2 separate regions of the Homo sapiens genome follow, and region 2 is linked to region 1. A link is a loop called in an ENCODE intact Hi-C map of the cell type or tissue named here. Cell type or tissue: ascending aorta. All regions are shown on one strand. Each heading gives the region's core, and the rest is flanking DNA. Links, peaks and the distances in the headings are about the cores only.

The links. Hi-C counts contacts between places; a loop is a spot of excess contacts. Peaks named below come from ENCODE experiments on the same cell type or tissue, not always from the same donor. Only the 100,000 strongest peaks of a DNase experiment are listed, where the experiment ranks them.
Region 2: it touches region 1 in a loop (3.0-fold over the local background); 3 of 110 quality-filtered maps call a loop at or near these places.

What each region holds. Positions count from the first base shown.
Region 1 is chr2:71,545,431-71,553,754 of GRCh38, forward strand. DYSF (dysferlin) reads left to right here. Exons shown (of 56, transcript NM_001130987.2): 18 at 5,611-5,726; 19 at 6,177-6,290; 20 at 7,581-7,758. Among named protein-coding and RNA genes, the nearest start is that of DYSF, 83 kb to the left of the region's middle. RefSeq lists enhancers at 317-396, 7,317-7,818, 7,819-8,318. In ascending aorta, for the core only: CTCF peaks have their summits at 453 (motif pointing right) and 3,378 (motif pointing right); DNase peaks (open chromatin) are centred at 441 and 3,431.
Region 2 is chr2:71,682,968-71,691,291 of GRCh38, forward strand. It overlaps DYSF (dysferlin), which reads left to right. Exons shown (of 56, transcript NM_001130987.2): 56 at 3,487-3,796. The coding sequence ends at 3,525. Among named protein-coding and RNA genes, the nearest start is that of DYSF, 220 kb to the left of the region's middle. In ascending aorta, for the core only: no CTCF peak of the experiment used is centred there; no DNase peak of the experiment used is centred there; H3K27ac peaks cover 2,123 bases.

The DNA of each region.
Region 1 (8,324 bases), core at 22-8,021:
GCCCCAGCCCCTCCCTTCCTCGCTGGGGGAACAATCTGTTCCGGGATGTGGCCCCTTCACTAATTGCTGTTCAGATAGTTTCTAAGGAGGGCTGTCTCCTGCACAGGTAGAGAGATTTGGGGGTGGTAATGCAGACAGAGGGTCACCTCACAGGTCAGTACTCTTGGTATGGAAGGAACCTCGTCTTCAGTTTTCTGACTGGCACTGTCTCTCATCTCTCAATCCAGGGGCAGACAGTGGTGGGGGCACACTGTGGCATTTCTGACTGTTTTCCGACAGTTGTGTTTCATGACGCTGCAGCCGTGCCTACCACCAGCCCCCTGATGGAGAGTTAACATCCCCCGACCTGTCTTCATTTCTATGCTGTGTGAGCCCTCACCTTTCTCTGTGTCCGCATGAGTGTGTTGGTGGGAAGGTAAGAAAGATGTTTATGTGGTCACTAGATGGCGCTCAGGTCACGGGCAACCCAGCATGCTGCGGAAGGCATTCAAAGTCGGGACCACCTTCCATCACAGATGGTTCTGGAAAGAAATGAGAATCTTCTTGCAACCAGCTAACCGGTTTTGAACATGCAGTTAAATAGCTTGATTTAAGTGGCAGTAAAAGAGTTAAACTTGTGCATCCAACTGGAGCTGTCCTTGATGACTCTCGGACTCTGCCGACCCGTTCCTGCAGAGGTGGGTCCCTTTCTGGGGCCAGGGCCTCTCTCCGGCCTTGAGGTCGGGCCCTTGCCTTGCTCGGGCCAAGCCTCCCCGACTTGCCTGCAGCCCCCTCAGAACGCGTCGCTCCAACTTTCCTTTCAGCCCTTTTTTATGTTGTTTCTCCACGTTGTGGGCTTGTAGCCCATTGGGGTGATAGACAACACTTCTATTTCCTCACTGCTCTCAAAGACCAAATGAAACTGAACTGTAAAAACAAGTTCTTTCTCTGTATTTCCCCGCCTCAGGGTTCACCAGATGATTTGGTTCAACTAGCAGTTTTTGTTTTTCTGTTTTTGTTTTTGTTTCCAGTGAGGGCAAGACCTGACACTAACCTTTTAAACACCTCTGCCCACAAATTTGCCTGGGCGCACTAGAGTGTTCCTTGGACCCTGTGCTCTGAAGTATTAAGTAAGAATTTTGTTTTTTAAAAAAGAGTGCTTTCCTTAGAAGCTGCAGGTCTTTTGAGAGGTAACAGGCACGTGAGCTCTGTGAAACATACACAGATTCTTTGATAACTTTATACATAGGAAACTCATGCTCCATAAATAGCACTTGTATCCTAGTGTTTTCCATAGTTAAGAAATCCAAAGTTAGTCTCCTTTTGTCTCTGGAATGTAGATGATGCTGATTTCCCAGCAGTTTTCAGTTTCTCCTCTTGCCTGGCGCAAGCGAGAGTCAGGCAGCCAGCCGCCATGGGCTTGGGGATGTGCCGAGAGGCAGAGGGAGCTGGCGGGGCAGACCGCAGGTGATGGCCTCAGCTTCTTCATGCATGTTCCGGGGACTGTGTGCAGGGCTGGGACTTGTGGCTCACTGGGCTGGGAGGTCCTGCTGTCTATCTCCTTCAGCTTCCCCCAGGTGAGGCAGCTGGGCTTCGTTGCTCGGGCCACAGAACTGGGAGCATTCATCTGTGTTTTGGGCTTCCACAGCCCCAGCTTCCTGGGCTGAGGGAAAACACAATAAAACACTTGTGTTTTGGCAGAACGGTGATGTGGACTAAATAGAGGCTTTGTCTTGGGTGGCTTCACTGGTCACTGTGCTCTTGAACTGTCTGCAGACACAGGGGCGAGAGCCCGGGATGGACCTTCACACCCAGAGACTGCGATCCGCCCCCAAGTCAGGAGTCATTGACCTAAGACACCAACAGGGCTGTGTCTTATTACACATTCCCAGTGCCTCCTCCTGCACCTGGTTAGGCTTGCTGAATGAACAAATGAATGAAAGAATGGGTGAATTAGGTTGGGTGCTGTGGCTCACACCTGTAATCCCAGCACTTTGGGAGGCTGAGGTGGGTGGATCACCTGAGTTCAGGAGTTCGAGACCAGCCTGGCTAACATGGTGAAACCCCATCTCCACTAAAAATACAAGAAATAGGTGGTGGTGGGCACCTGGAATCATAGCTACTTGGGAGGCTGAGGCAGAATTGCTGGAACCTGGGAGGCGGAGGTTGCAGTGAGCCGAGATTGGGCCACTGTGCTCCAGTGTGGGCAACAAGAGCAAGACACTGTCTCAATAAATAAATAAATAAAAAGAAAGAAAGAATGGGTGAATTAATGAAAAGGTGTGGTTGCGAGGCAGGCTGCTTCGCAGCCACCCACTTGATCCTCTGAGCCACCAGAGCCATGTGTTGGTCAGATGGCCGATGGGATTAGGGGGACATCTGCATCTGGGCTGGACACCAGTCTGCAGCCAGAATTCAAAATCAGTCTGGGTGGGAAGCCGACTTTGCCTCTGTAAGAAGCACATGGGGGTTGGAACTGTGACCTTGGCCTCATTAGCCCGAGATAACGGGCCAGGCCTGTTAGTAATCATTTAGAAGGAGCTTAAAATGTGATCTGTTTGCTTCCGGTGGTCCCTGGCCACTGCTCTCCTCGGGCCTGCAGCTGTGTCTGTGTTGGCCCTCTCGCTGTTGCAGAAAACTCCCCATGAGCAGAGCCCTGGCTCGCCCACAGAAGGAAACCTCTTGCTTTGGAGATGAAGGTGACCATGAACTATGATTTTTGCAGCCCTGGTGTCTGCTGGCTGGCATTCATAGCTGAGGCCTCGCTGAGGAGGGCTGAGGGGCTGGGCCGGGCCCTCCTTGCTGTCTTTGCCCTGTCCTCACTCTGGATGGCCACGCTCCCTTCTCTCTTCTCCACTCTTTCTGTGTCTTTGTGCATTCTTCCTTCACAAAGTTTTCCTCAACCCTTGACTTCTGACTGCAGTCACAGAGCTAGGGGCAAAACGAGTGTTTTCTGGAGGACAGCAACAGGTAAAGGTGAACAAGGAAGGGAAGTAATCAGCAAGTTCACCAACCACATCCCGGGTGTGCACGTGACCTCAGACTGCGTTACACTTTACTGTTGGAGAAGGAGAATGGGAAGATCAGATTTGGGAAGAGGCAGAAATCAGAGAGGACAGTGGAGGAAGACTGAGGGGTGTCCGTTTCCTTGGCGCATCGCATACCTGCCTAGCAGTGAGGGACAGATTCAGAGTCCATACATGTGCCAGAGCATTTCCTTCCGTGCTTTTCTTATTTCTAGACATTCCTTACCAACATTCAGGGGCACACCCAAGTGTGTAGCGTGTTCAGCTTGTGGACAGTGTCTGGCTCTGTGATTCCCTGGAAGCGGCCTGTGTCAGAAGCCAGATGCCAGTGCCTGCTGTTGTGAAAACGCAACGTGGAGCCTTCAGGGGGGTGATCCTGGACACGGCCACTAGGTGGAGATGTTGTGCCTTGAAATGTCCCTGCTCGGCGCGCCTGGTCCCAAGCACGACCTGCCTGCGGGCTTGGAGTGTGGGGTGTGCCTTGCTGCCTAGCTCTGGCCCTTTTGTGTCTCCCCACCCTCCCGTTGTGTCTGTACTTTGTTCCCCTCACTTATCTGGCTATCATATGGAAAAGCACATTTTCTTTTCTGAATTATTCCTTGAGTGTATTGAATCAAGTTTCGGGTCTGGTTTTCAACTGGCAAACGGAACACACAGAGTGATGGGCAGGCCAGGTGGGACCCCCAGGGCTCATGGGGTGTTGGGGGCTGCGTCTGGAGGGGCCGTGATGATTTAGTTTATGATAAATTCACAGCTGGGCAGAGGGTGGGGCCTCGGGCCACATCTGTTTCACACCCGGGAGCTGTCTTTCCATCTGTCTGCCTGCCAGCTCTCCATCCACAGCCTGTTCATGTAACCCGTCCTTCTCCCAGCCATGCCCACCCTAACCCCTTTTCCATTTCTTTACGCTTCAGAGGAGCCTGCAGGTGCTGTCAAGCCTTCGAAAGCCTCAGACTGTACGTTGCTGTCACCTTGGGGACAACCAGGGGAGTGGGGCCTTGGGTTTTGGCTAGAGGGGCGAGGGTGCTGGAGGCATGGGGTTTTTGATTTGCCTGAGGTGGGATTGAGATTCCCCCACAAAGGTAAGTCCCTGGACTTACCTTTGCTGTCACCTCTCGGCCTCTGTGGAGCATGTAAATCATCTGGAATGCTTTAAGGGGCAATTTCCTCCCACTTCCCCCAACCCTTCCTAAATGGGATAGGCTTGGGCTGATGCTCGAGTTAGACCACTCTGTCTGGTAGTGAGGGGTAGGGGCAGGCATGGGGGTCTGGAGTGGGGCAGGGGGAGTGTGAGGTGTTTCAGGGGCCAGGAGGAGGCCAAGAGGAGTTAAAAACTCTTGGAGTTGAAATCCCCAAGGTAAATCATAATTGAGATGATTAACGCAAATAATTAGTAATGCTCCTGTTAGCCCACCTACCTGGGCCTCCCACCTCTCCTGAAGGCCAGTGCCCTGTCTGTGCTGGGGTCTAGGAGACAGAAGGTGTTGAAGGAGGTGGGGAGGCCCCTGGCTGAGAGGGGAGGTGAGGCTCCAGCCTTCTGGTCCCTCCCTGTCCTGGCCCCTTCCTCATCCCTAGGGTCTGGGCAGGGGCTCGACTCACAGTGCATGACCTTAGGTCTAGCTCAAACGCTTCTTTGCTGAGGCCATTTGTTTTGTGCCTACTTTGGCCCATCCTTGTGTGGACTGATTGGGTCGTTCCAGAGGGTTCCTGTCTCTGGCCCTGCTTTCTACCTTTGGCATTTTGGAAACAACCTCTTCCCCATTCCTCTGAAAGGGACACTGTGGCATTTTAGGGTTTTCAGAGCATGGCCAGTAAAGTCCCATCTGGGAAACTCAGCTGTGAGCTGGAAAATGATGTTAGTAAAAGAGAGCCTCCAGAAAAGGATGAAAGAATGTGGAGAGATTTCCCCTCTTCAGGAGTGTAATTCTCGAACTCTCCTCTGACCTGCTCTGTTAAAAAATTGTTCTTTGTACAATGTGTGTGTGGGGAGGAGATTCTGGGATAAGGCAAGGCCGTTAGGGCAGAGGGTATGTGCCTGGGGGCTACCCTAGGGAGGAGGAACGGCTAGCTGGGCTCCATCCCTGGCCTCCTGGGAGATGGTTTCTCTGGTTACCGGGCTCTGGGACCTCTTAGCCCCTCCCCATTGGCTGCAGGGCCTACAGTGCCTATAGAAGCGTAGGATGGAGAGCACATGCAGGACATGCTGGGGGTGGGGCTGGGGAGGGGCACGAGCAGTGGAGGGCCTCAAACCCCAACTTTGTGTGCTGGCTGAGTGCATGGGCTTTGAGGTGACACCATTCTGGACCCTGCCACCTTGTAGTCTTGTGTTTCTTTGCATCTCCAAGCCTCGGTTTCCTCATCTGTAAAATGAGACTAATAAAAATATGATTGCATCTCAGCATGATGGTGAGGAGTAAAGAGACTTAGGGGAGGGCGTGAGAGCTATCGCTCGTGGCGTTCTTCTTTATACACTGACAGGAGCTGCATCTGGTGCATGTGGGGGGGAACTGAGGGCCAGGGGTGGGCTCAGGTTGGAAGGTGGCTGGGTGGAGCATTGGGAAGCCCCACTGGGCCGACCCCTCTGATTGCCACTTGTGTCTCCCAGTGGATGACTACCTGGGCTTCCTCCCCACTTTTGGGCCCTGCTACATCAACCTCTATGGCAGTCCCAGAGAGTTCACAGGCTTCCCAGACCCCTACACAGAGCTCAACACAGGCAAGGTAAGCCGGCTGGAGCCCTGGCAAGGGCAGGATGCCAGATGCCCAGGTCCCTCAGGAGCCCAGGCCTGCATGCAGGGTCTTCCAGCCCCTCCTGGGGGCCCACGACCTGGCAGCCAACCCCTCAGGGAGTTCTCCTTCTGCCCCTTGACACTGCCTCTGCCTGAGTGCCAGTCTGATCCTTCCATGTTCCTCGCCTTGAAGCACCCAGGCCCCGTCTCTCTGTCTTTGTCTTTTAGGCTGAGTTGGCATCTGGCACTGTCCATCTGGGTGGCTTGTCATATCCCCCGAACTCTCTGGGCCATGCTTTCCTCACCTGCAGGGGGGATGAGGTTGGCTGAGGGACCTCCTGGGTGCCTGAGAGATGAGCTACCTCAGGGCCAGAGGGTGCCCCTTTCCTTCCCCTCCTCCCCTCTGTCTCCCCTGCTCCTTGTGACCTGACCTCCCTGGCAGGGGGAAGGTGTGGCTTATCGTGGCCGGCTTCTGCTCTCCCTGGAGACCAAGCTGGTGGAGCACAGTGAACAGAAGGTGGAGGACCTTCCTGCGGATGACATCCTCCGGGTGGAGGTGAGGGGTGTGGCTCTGGGTGGGAGCTGGGCGTCGGGGCAGGGAAGGGATGGCCAGGCTGGGACTGGCCTTGAGGTGTCATGGCCGAGGGAGGAGGAAGCTCTGCCCACACGCATCGTGCCTTTACCTCCCCGGGCCTCAAGTCTCAGCTGTAAAGTGGGAATAAATCAACACTTGCCCTGCTTCCCTGGAGGGATGATCAGAGGCTCAGAGAAGATAAATGAAAATATTCAAAAAGTCTAGAGCTTGATGCAAAATGAGATGCGATTTTATATTAATAACATAAGGATAGCTAACTGTTAAGTCAAATAAGCACTGAACATGTATCAGGCACTGTGCTGCTGACACCTCTGCCATTACTGACTCCTCCCAGCACCATGAGGTGGCTGCTGTTATTATTATTATCCCCATTTCACAGATGAGGAAACAGGCTCAGATATATCAGAGGAACAAATGGTAGAGCTGGGCCTTGTGTCCAGGAGGTAGCTGTGTGGAGTCTGTGTGGTGCTTTAAGCTCTTAGACACAGTGGTCAGATCGCTCTGGTTTGAATCCTGGCTCTAGCACTTACCGGCTGCATCAGTTTCCCTATCTGGAAAGTGGGGGTAATGATTATACTTATCTCATAAGACAGTTGTGGGAATTAAGGAAATTAATACACATATGCAGTAAGCACTTACTAAGTGCTAGCTGTTGCTACTATTTACATTCACCTAACACCCAATTGTCTGACCCCTCTTCTCTCAGTCGTAGGATTGAGTTCCTGCCCTGTCCCCATCCCGTGCTCAGAGCCTGGAGGGGACAATGAGACCCTTTCATCCCAGGCACATGACAGTGGCAGCCCGTGTATCCTGAAGAGCTGGCTGCTGAGGGAGAGACCCTGAGTGGCATGGGGCAGGAGCTCTGGTCAGGCGCCTGGTGGCTTAAAAGCCTTAAGCCCCTCTGAATGGCAGATAAGGCCCGGGTTGCCCCTGCGGGCCCAGTGGGAGCCCCCACTCAGCTGATGTGGTGGTACCATGGCTGCTGGTTTGGATTAGGGGCAGCTTGACCTTGGAGGAGTAGCTCTTATTAGGGAAACGTGGCCAGACACATGCAGACCTGGAATGAGCTTGTTCAGTTAGCAATGAAATCTGGATGCTGTTTCTTTCTTGGGCTACTTGCCACCCGTCAGTCCAGCCAGGAGCTATTGGGTGCCGGTTATGGCCGGGGCCTGCCAGACGTATGTCCCCTCCCCAGCCTGGGTGCCTTTCTTTGCTCCTCCCGTGACCCTCTGGTCTACTCTCTGCTCTCAGAAGTACCTTAGGAGGCGCAAGTACTCCCTGTTTGCGGCCTTCTACTCAGCCACCATGCTGCAGGATGTGGATGATGCCATCCAGTTTGAGGTCAGCATCGGGAACTACGGGAACAAGTTCGACATGACCTGCCTGCCGCTGGCCTCCACCACTCAGTACAGCCGTGCAGTCTTTGACGGTGAGGCAGTGCTCCTGGCTGGGACCCCGATCACAGGATCATAGAGCAGGGGGCCACACCTTAAATCCCGCCTCCCATGGAAAGCTGCCAGAGTCTACTCAAAGGCCCTGGTCCTGGCCCTGGCAAACCTGTTCCAGCTGTCCCCTTGCTCTCCTCCAGGCAAGGGGCCCTGCTACTAGTGCCCACAGATGCAGCTCCTGGGACCAGCTGTGGTCAGCATTGACCCTGACCCATCCTGATCATTTCAAGGAGTCAGCCAGCCTTGGTTTGGACATTTTAGGGAGTGTGGCCTTGGGTTTCCCAGGGCAGCTCTAACATCTCCTCAGTTTTGACATGCCCAGGAGCCCTAATGAGAGCTGCAGCTGTCTGCTCAACTCACGAAGGGAGCTCAGGCACCTCTTCAGACACTAGGGAACACGGGTACGGGCCACTCCACGTGTCCAAGGGGGTTCTTAGATGGGAAGGGTGAGCAGGTGCCTGTCTCTGTCCCACGTGTGGTCCCTTTCCCAGCTCTGCCAGTCCTAGCCCTGGAGTGCCCAGGAGGCTGGCACTCTTAGCACCCCATC
Region 2 (8,324 bases), core at 315-8,314, 140 kb after region 1:
AGGAGAAGATGAGGCCCTTTGGGTTGCGGTGGGCAGGGGGACTTTCTGGAAGGGAGGTGTGGAACTGGGTCTGAAAGGAAGGTGAGATGTTGATGGCAGAGCAGAGAAGGTCCCTTTGTCTTAACAGCAGTTGCAAATCCAGAGGAAGGGAGGAGCTGGGGCTGGGAGAGCATCTCAGGGTCCACCTGAGGCACTCAATAGAGTGTGTCCTGCCTCCTGCAGCAGGTGGGCATAGGGAAGCTGTCGGGGAGCGGGAGGCTGGCCCAGGAGCCCTTACTTGGCTCGGTGCCCATTTGGGTTTCCTTTCACTTGGTAAGAAGCCAATTGATGAGCTTGTGGGGCCATACCAGAGGTGGCTGTCGTGCCCTTGCTCTGTGGGGCCCTGCCTGGGGGAGGAAGGTCCCTGCCTGTGCTTCCCCAGCCCGCACAGCTCATCAGGGAACCCGGATCACCAGGGAGCCTCCCCCAGTGTCTCTGATACTTTAGACCTTGAAGGGGTTGCAGCATTCTCAGGCTGACACCTGATTTCTAATGCTCTTTAAAATTTAAAAGAAATCTTTTTAATATGAAAACTCCAACCCTATATAAAAGTGGAGAGAATGGTGTAATCCACCCCTTGAGGACCTTATGTTGGTGGCAAAGACGCAAACACCCAGAGAAGGAAAGGGCCTGGCCGTAGGCTGCACAGTATTCCATGCACACTCCCAATCCAGGGCTCACTGTGATTCCCACTTCAGGCCTCAGTCCTGGTCAGCACCAGGCCACTGGCCCAGAGCATTGATCCCATGGCAGACAGGCTGCTTGGGGAACTGCCCCCAGGTGAGCTCTTTGCTCTGTGAGTCCTCCAGGAGGAGGAAAGGGCAAGAGCCCCTCCATCCCACTGCAGCTGGCTATGCCCATGTCTGCAGAATGCATCTCAGAGAGGAAGAGAGTTATAACCACACAGCTTTCCATGCAGTTCTAACAGCTGAACTGAGAGGAGCTGGGGAAAGGATGTCTGGTTTGGATGTCCGGACCAGCTACCATCTGGGCCATAGTGACTAAGGAGAGTCTAGAACCAGGGTGGTGAAGGGTCTGCCTACAGGCCAGGCCTGCTAAGCTGGCTGTGGTCACCTGAGGCGCAATGGAGAAATGTTTCTGAGGTTCTGAGGTTTGTCCATCAGCAAAATCTGACTGTGGTCCAGGGTAGATCTAGGTTGCAGGGACTCGAGGTGTGTACGATGTGGGAGGCCTCTTTAAGCCAAGGGAGACGAGATTACAAATATAAGCTGAGATACAGGACTGTGGAAGAGTGTGTGCACGTGTGGTGTCCTGCAGCATGAGCTGTTGCTGTGACCTGAGATCCGGGGTCAGGCCCCAGGACTTCTGCCTGGTGTCTCCTGCCCAGGGGGCACCCTTCCCAGCCTGCCTCAAGCTCCTCCTCCCATTCGGAGCCCAGCTGGCCAGTGTTCAGTTAGCCACAGAGACTCTAAGCACGTGTGTGCGTCTGGGAGGTAAGGGCGTGTTTTGGGGATGAGGGAGAAGAGGATGAGGCCTCATGCCACTGGGGAGTGCTCACTTCCCTGGGGAGACATTGAAACCAGAGAGTAAGGAAAAGTACTGTGGATGATCAAATGCTCTTTTGGGAGGCTCAGGCCGTGGGAGTTTAGGAAGAGAAGAGCTGCTGCAGACCCTCGCCCTTGGTGTAGTCGGAGGACTAGCAGCAGTAGCACCAGGGAACTCACTAGAAACTCAGAGTCCCCGGCCGGCCCCGGCCTGCTGAGGGGGAATCTGCATGTAGGCACATGATGGTTGGAGAAACCCTGTTGGATGTGACAGAGCTCTGTCGCTGGAGTCAGGATTATGGACTCTTCCTGTGACCTTGGCAAATCCCTCCTGCTCACATGAGGAAGGGGCTGCACTAGGTTAGCTCTGGCCTTCTGTGGCTGGGACTGTGCTTAGGGGAGCACTGTCATCTTCCCTGGCTGCTGTATATTAAGCCAAGCCTCCTTCTGAAAAGCCAAGGGGAGGGGAAAGGCAGGTCCAAAGTGGCATCACCACCACCCATGACATGCCTAAGCCCAGCCCCTGCCAGCTGCACCCTGCACTGCTAGGCTACTGGGCAGCAGATCTAGGCCTCCAGGGGCCTGGGGAAGGAGGCCCTGCTGCCTGGCTGGGAGAGGAAGGAAAGATTTCCAGTCACTTCCAGCCTGTGGTCCTTCCTCATCGCTGTGGGCAGAAGCAGAGTGGTACTGTGGGGGGCCTGGTCAGAGCTCCTCCCTGTCTCCTGTCCCCCCAGCAGCGGGCCACTCTCCTTTGAGTTCTTCTGGAAGTTGTCCTCTTTAAAATATGGACCCTGCTTCCCCTCTCCCAGGGCTGGTGTGGGGATGTCAGATCCTAGGTAAGGGGTCTAGGGATGAAGGGGGTGGCCTGGGCCTGAGGCTGCAGACTGGCTTTGCTCACAGGTCTTTGCTACAAGCTGAGCACATCCTGCCTCCTTCCACCCAAGTCACTCATTCATTTGGCCAGTACCAGATGATGAGGGCCGGGCCCTGGTGACCCTCACCTGGCTTTCAGGCCATGGGACAGAGGCTGCCTGCCCCAAGCCAGGGCCTAGTGGAGAGGGGCCCAAGGACAGGGCAGCTTCCTCCAGTTGGCCTAATCCCCTACCCTCTTGGAAATTCCCTTGGGAGGGGTATGAGGGGGCAGCCTGTCTGATTCCTCTCAGCTTCCCCCTCAGAGCCAGCCGGGAGCAGGGCCAGCGTGGGGAGGCAGGAGGCGTTTGGCGGGGAAGGAGGGCCGGCTCTGTTTCCAGAGTTGGCTTTCCCCAGCCGGCGCTGGGGAACATACTGTCCCAATTAGGAGCCCTGTATTGTGTTGTATGTGTTTTCATGGTTTTTGGGGGGAGAAGTGGGGAGGGGAGGATACTGTCAATCCTGCAGCAGGCAGGGCTCAATCAAGGGTGCCCTGTCTCTAGTGCTGGGCTGTGCCGTGGGTCATCCACGACAGCCCATCCCCAACTCTCTCTCTGCTTTCTGGACAGGGGTGTGATGACCCGTAAGCCCTGGGCTGCCATGTGGGGGAGGACCCTGGGCCCCACCTTCAGCACCTGTCTGATGGAAGAGGCCAGGTCCAGGGTGCTCAGAGTCCTCTGGGCAGTCAGCTGGAACCTGGAAATGGGCCTGGCTTGATGGGGGAGAAGACAGAGCAATTTGGGCAGCTTTGGCCCCCAGGTGGGAGGGTGCGGGTGGAGTTTCGGAGGGTATGGGTTTGCCTGATGGGCTGGAGCACTAGGCAGGGCGGAGTGTTGAGCCCCACATGGTATGGATGGCAAGTGGTGAGGGCGAGGCGTGGGCAGGTGGTTGAAGAGCCACGAGCGTCCTCTCCCAGCCTCTTGCCTGTTGGCAGCTTAGCCCCATCCTCTGAGCCCCAGGTCTGGGACAGCTGCTCTGGCTGTGCCTGCCCCAGTGGGATCACCATGGGTCCCTGTCTCCTCCCTCCCTCCAGAACTATGCTGCCATGAAGCTGGTGAAGCCCTTCAGCTGAGGACTCTCCTGCCCTGTAGAAGGGGCCGTGGGGTCCCCTCCAGCATGGGACTGGCCTGCCTCCTCCGCCCAGCTCGGCGAGCTCCTCCAGACCTCCTAGGCCTGATTGTCCTGCCAGGGTGGGCAGACAGACAGATGGACCGGCCCACACTCCCAGAGTTGCTAACATGGAGCTCTGAGATCACCCCACTTCCATCATTTCCTTCTCCCCCAACCCAACGCTTTTTTGGATCAGCTCAGACATATTTCAGTATAAAACAGTTGGAACCACACAGCAGTGTCAGTGTGTGTATCTCTACAGTACCTGAACAGGGAGTGACTGTGAAGGGGGATATGCCTGGGTGGGCGGGGAGGGTGGACGGGGTATGGGTGCTGCTTCCAGCCCAGCCTTCTGGAGGGAGAGGCAGCTGAGAAGCAGTGGGTGGGGCCCGTGGAACTGCTTCTTCTTTCACAAGACTGGTTGGGGGTGGGGTGGGCTTGGGGCTTGGTGTCTGGTTTGCCTTAGCCCCGGCCTCCTCTGCCTCCTCTCCAATCCAGGACTTTCCCCTTTCCCCCTGCCTTCTCCTTACTCGGGCACCCCCCCCGTCTCCCAGGCTGCCCTTTGCCTAGGAGGGCAGCTACCTGTATCTTCTGGTTTCTTTGACCATGCTAGGGAAGAGGTTCCATTTTATAGAAAGGGAACTCCAGTGGGGAGGGTTCGGCCAGAAATCCCCTAGGCAGGGAGGCCACTGTACCTCTGGCTTTGGCCTATTCCCATAGAATCCTGGGATTTCTTGCGATTCTCTCTCTCTGCTTCCTCTCTCTGCTTTAAGAATCCGATCTGGACAAAGACACCTTTTTCTTGTGGTCTAAAGCTTAGTTGTAGCCATTGGTTTGACATTTCCTGCAGGAATCAGGCTTAATCTACAGAAGCAGCAGGAACATACTTGGAGAGAAAGCCAAGCGCTTGAAAACATCACGTTTCCAAGAGTCTCCTGCATCTCTCGCCTGAGGGGCTGAACTCTGTGAGCACAGAGCTGGCAGCCTCCACTCCCGTTACCCAGCGGGTGTCCCCGGTTTTCCACGGTGACCCTGCATCCTGGCCCAGTCCTCCTTGGCTCTTCACTGATTGGCAGGACTGGGGGTGGTTGGGACAGGGTTGATGTCTGGAACCTGCCTGGGTGAGGGAGCTACACCTTGAAAGCAGGGTGCTTCTTACTTCAGGAGAGCTTCAGGCTAGAGGTGGCTATGAGTCCTGAGACCCTGACACCTGAACCCTAGAGCCAGGGGCCACGCCGCACGTAGGACACAGCAGGGACTGGGGTCAGAGCTTTTCTGGGAAGGTCAGTCTGGTGCTGAGCCTTCACTGAGCACACTAAGCATGCCTGTGGGGAGGCAGTGAGAGGAGGCTGGCCTTTAGGGAGGGCTAGAGGGAGAGGAAGGAAGGGGTGGGGCCACCACTTCAGGAGGCCCCGAGCGAGATTTTTAGGAGAGGGAAAACCTGAGAATATTTGAAGGGAGGAAGGAGGAAGCCACTTGTTAGGGAAAGATCAAAGACACAAGAAAGAGTATGAGGTAATTCATGGAATCAGTTTCTGGAGAAGGAGAGGAGGGGGTTTGCTTTGGAAAGAAGGTCTGTTTTGTCTTCCAGGGCGGAAAGGCAAGAGGAAATGAATGAATACCATGCAACTATCAGCTGGATTAAAAGAGCTTTAGGGGTCATTGTGCTCATTTTTTCATTTCTTCCTTCACTTTATTCTTGATTCTCTGGGTTGCAGGTAATGGAAAACCCCACTCAAGCTACGAAAGGGAATTCAATGGCTTTACAGAAATGAAACACCCAGATGATTGGTTTCAGGTAAAGGCTGATCCAGCTCCTCAATGTGAGATCATTGAGAGTTTGTGTTCTCAAGGTTGGCTTCAGTTTAAAGCTGGCTCCATTCATCGTGCTGGGCTTGAAGCTGCTCTCTGAGACCACATAGACCACTAAGAAAAACTCAGAGGGGGATGAGGAATGGATGGCAAGGGGACACCATCCCCAGCAAACGCGCCTTGAGATGCTCTATGTGGCAGGCCTAGAGCAAGGTCTGAGGATGAGTTGCATGTGACTCTTTGCCTTCCATAGCTCCCAGCACGGTGGGGAAATTGTTCCCTTTTGGGAGTATCAAAGAAGGAGTGCCCACTGCCCTGGGGAAGGAAGGGGCAGGAGACTCTCTCAAGAAGGGATACCATTTGAGTGGAGCATCGGACTGGCCCGGCGGCTAAGAGAGGAAAGGTGTTCTCAGTGGCAGAAGTGGAGGCTGAGTGGTGGAGCTGTCGAAGAACTCAGCTGGTTCAGGGCATGGCTGGGGAGAGTGAGCCTGGAGGGAAGTGGCCCAACAGAGAAGGAAGAGAGGCCAGGTGGCAAGGCCAGGTGGGGAGGGCCTTGCGTGTGCGGCTGAGGAGTTTGAACTTCATTATGGAGACTTGAGGAAGACCAGAAGGACTCGAAGCTGAACAGACCTTGATCAGAATCATGTTTTTCTGAAAAACCATTCTAGCTTTGTTCTTGGGAGACAGGAGTCCCCTGGGGGTACATGGGTGAGCTTCAGGTATATAAACATTTTGTCAAACTGCCTTTGATGGGGTGAGGGCCCAGTGATCCCACTCGATTCTTAAAATGGTCCATGGTCACAAATGGCAAAGGACAATTTCTCAGGCTGCTGTGCGGCTGGTTGCAGAGGGCCATTCTAGAAGAGTGGTTCGCTAATCCAGGAGCCAAATGGGAAAGGTCTGAAAGGCAGGGCTCAGGGTGATTCATCCATTCATCCATCCATTCATTCGCGCATTAAAGAAATATATATATCATATATGCATTGGGGGGGCTATCTGTGTACCAGGCAGGGTGGTAGGCTCTAGAGATACAATCTTGAGTAAGATAAACATGGTTCCCACCCTCCTAGAGCTCACAGTTGAGTAGAAGAGGCAGATAAGTAGATGGGCAATTACAATACACTGGTGGATGATGAGCAGGAGCTGTGGAGTCAAGAGCAGGGATGGAAAAGACAATAGAGGGAGCAGTAGTTCAAAACCAGAAGCTGGTTCAAAGATCTCTAGGAGTTGCTACATGGGCATGGGGCCATGGTTTCCAGCCAGGGGCACTTTTGTCCTCCAGGGCACGTTTGGCAATGTCTGGAGATATTTTTGACTTCACAACTAGTGGGGGCAGGGGGTGGTGGTTATGAGAGGGACTGAGGCACCGTTAGAAAGGTTTTCTCCCCAGTAAAAAGGGGCACAAAAGGAGACACATCCTCATCTTCTGCCTCTTAATATTATGGAACAATGTAATGACTGGGGCTGTGGCTGCCATCTTGTGATCCTGAGGCGATCAGCCTGAGGAAGAAAGCCAGCACACAGAGGACGGCAGAGGAAGTGGGGAGGACCTGGTTCTTGGTGAAGCTATTGAGGAAGAACCAACCCTGAAGTCACCCTACCACCAGAGGAGACAGCTTGTGACTCAGGGCCATACATTCCTTGTAGCGTAAGCCATCTTTGGTTGGGTCCTGTGTTACCCACAGCTCCAAGCCTCCTTGCCGGCGAATTTCATTCTGCTCCTCTGAAACCGGTTTTCACTGCCATCTGCAATAACCACGGCTGCCGTGCACAGGCACCACATCTAAGACATCATACGTTTATTATTTATTATAGCAATTTTCCCACAGATGGCAGTAAAGTGTTTTGTTCTAATAAAATCAGTGTGTTACAGTAGTTTTCTGATAGAAGTAAATTACCTTGAGGAAGGGGCACCTTTTTCTAATTCACACAAGGGCACAATCTAGCCTTGGTGGTTAAATCTGTGGGCGCTCACCCTTCACGACTCAGCTGTGGCTGACAGCACGGACGTTCTCTGCTTCTTGATCAACCTTCTGTCTGTACCCAGCTTCTGTGATACCACAGTCGCCTGGTGGTCCTCCTCTCCCTGTGGCTTGGCGTCCCTCTCTGTTCGTCTGTGATGTTCCCCAGGTCTCTTTCCCTGGCGCTGTTCTCGTATTGTATGGCTCCTAGGCACCCTCACCTGCCCCACTTTCTCTGCCTTCTACAGGTGAATGAACCCGGAATCCCTCACTGTAGCCCAGTTTCTCCCCTCCGCTGCAGGCGCCTTAGTGTACTGCTTACGCACTGGCACTATGAACTCAAACCCTCCCACTCAAAGTCTCCATCCTCCACCCCATTATAAAACTCCTGCTCTATTTTTCCCTCCACCCATCTAGTCCCTGGAGCTGCACTTGTGGGAGGCATCCTTGAGGCCTATCGCCTCTTACTCCTCATATCCAACACATCACCAAATCCCACAAATTCTGCTTCTTGAATCTGAGTCAAGCTACTTCTTTTCCCATTACCACCATCTCCACTTATGATCAGGCCCCTAGCAGGCCAACGTCATTGAAACCCAAATGCTACTGCCTTTGGCCATTCCTCTCTCTCAGATCTTCCCTGCGTGGTTCTCCACTGCCCTCAGGAGGGAGGCCAGCCCTGCTCGCTCTCCCTGCTCACCTCTTGCCTTTCCTTCTGCCGTGCCCATCTCTTGGGTCTCAGCTTGGCCCTTTCCTCCGGGTGTTCCCCCTGTCCTGCCCTGGTGCCTGTCTGCCACACTCAGTCAACGCGGTCCCTCTTCGGTTACAGGGCTTGTTAACACTCCATTGAAACCGGCAGACTTGACTGTCCCACCCCCACCCCTGGAGTCTGCGCCTCCAGGGCTGAAATCACATCTCAATTCTTAATGAGATGTCTGCTTCCTTCACTGAAGGGACTTTACTAAGTGTTTCATTGCAAGTTTTCTTT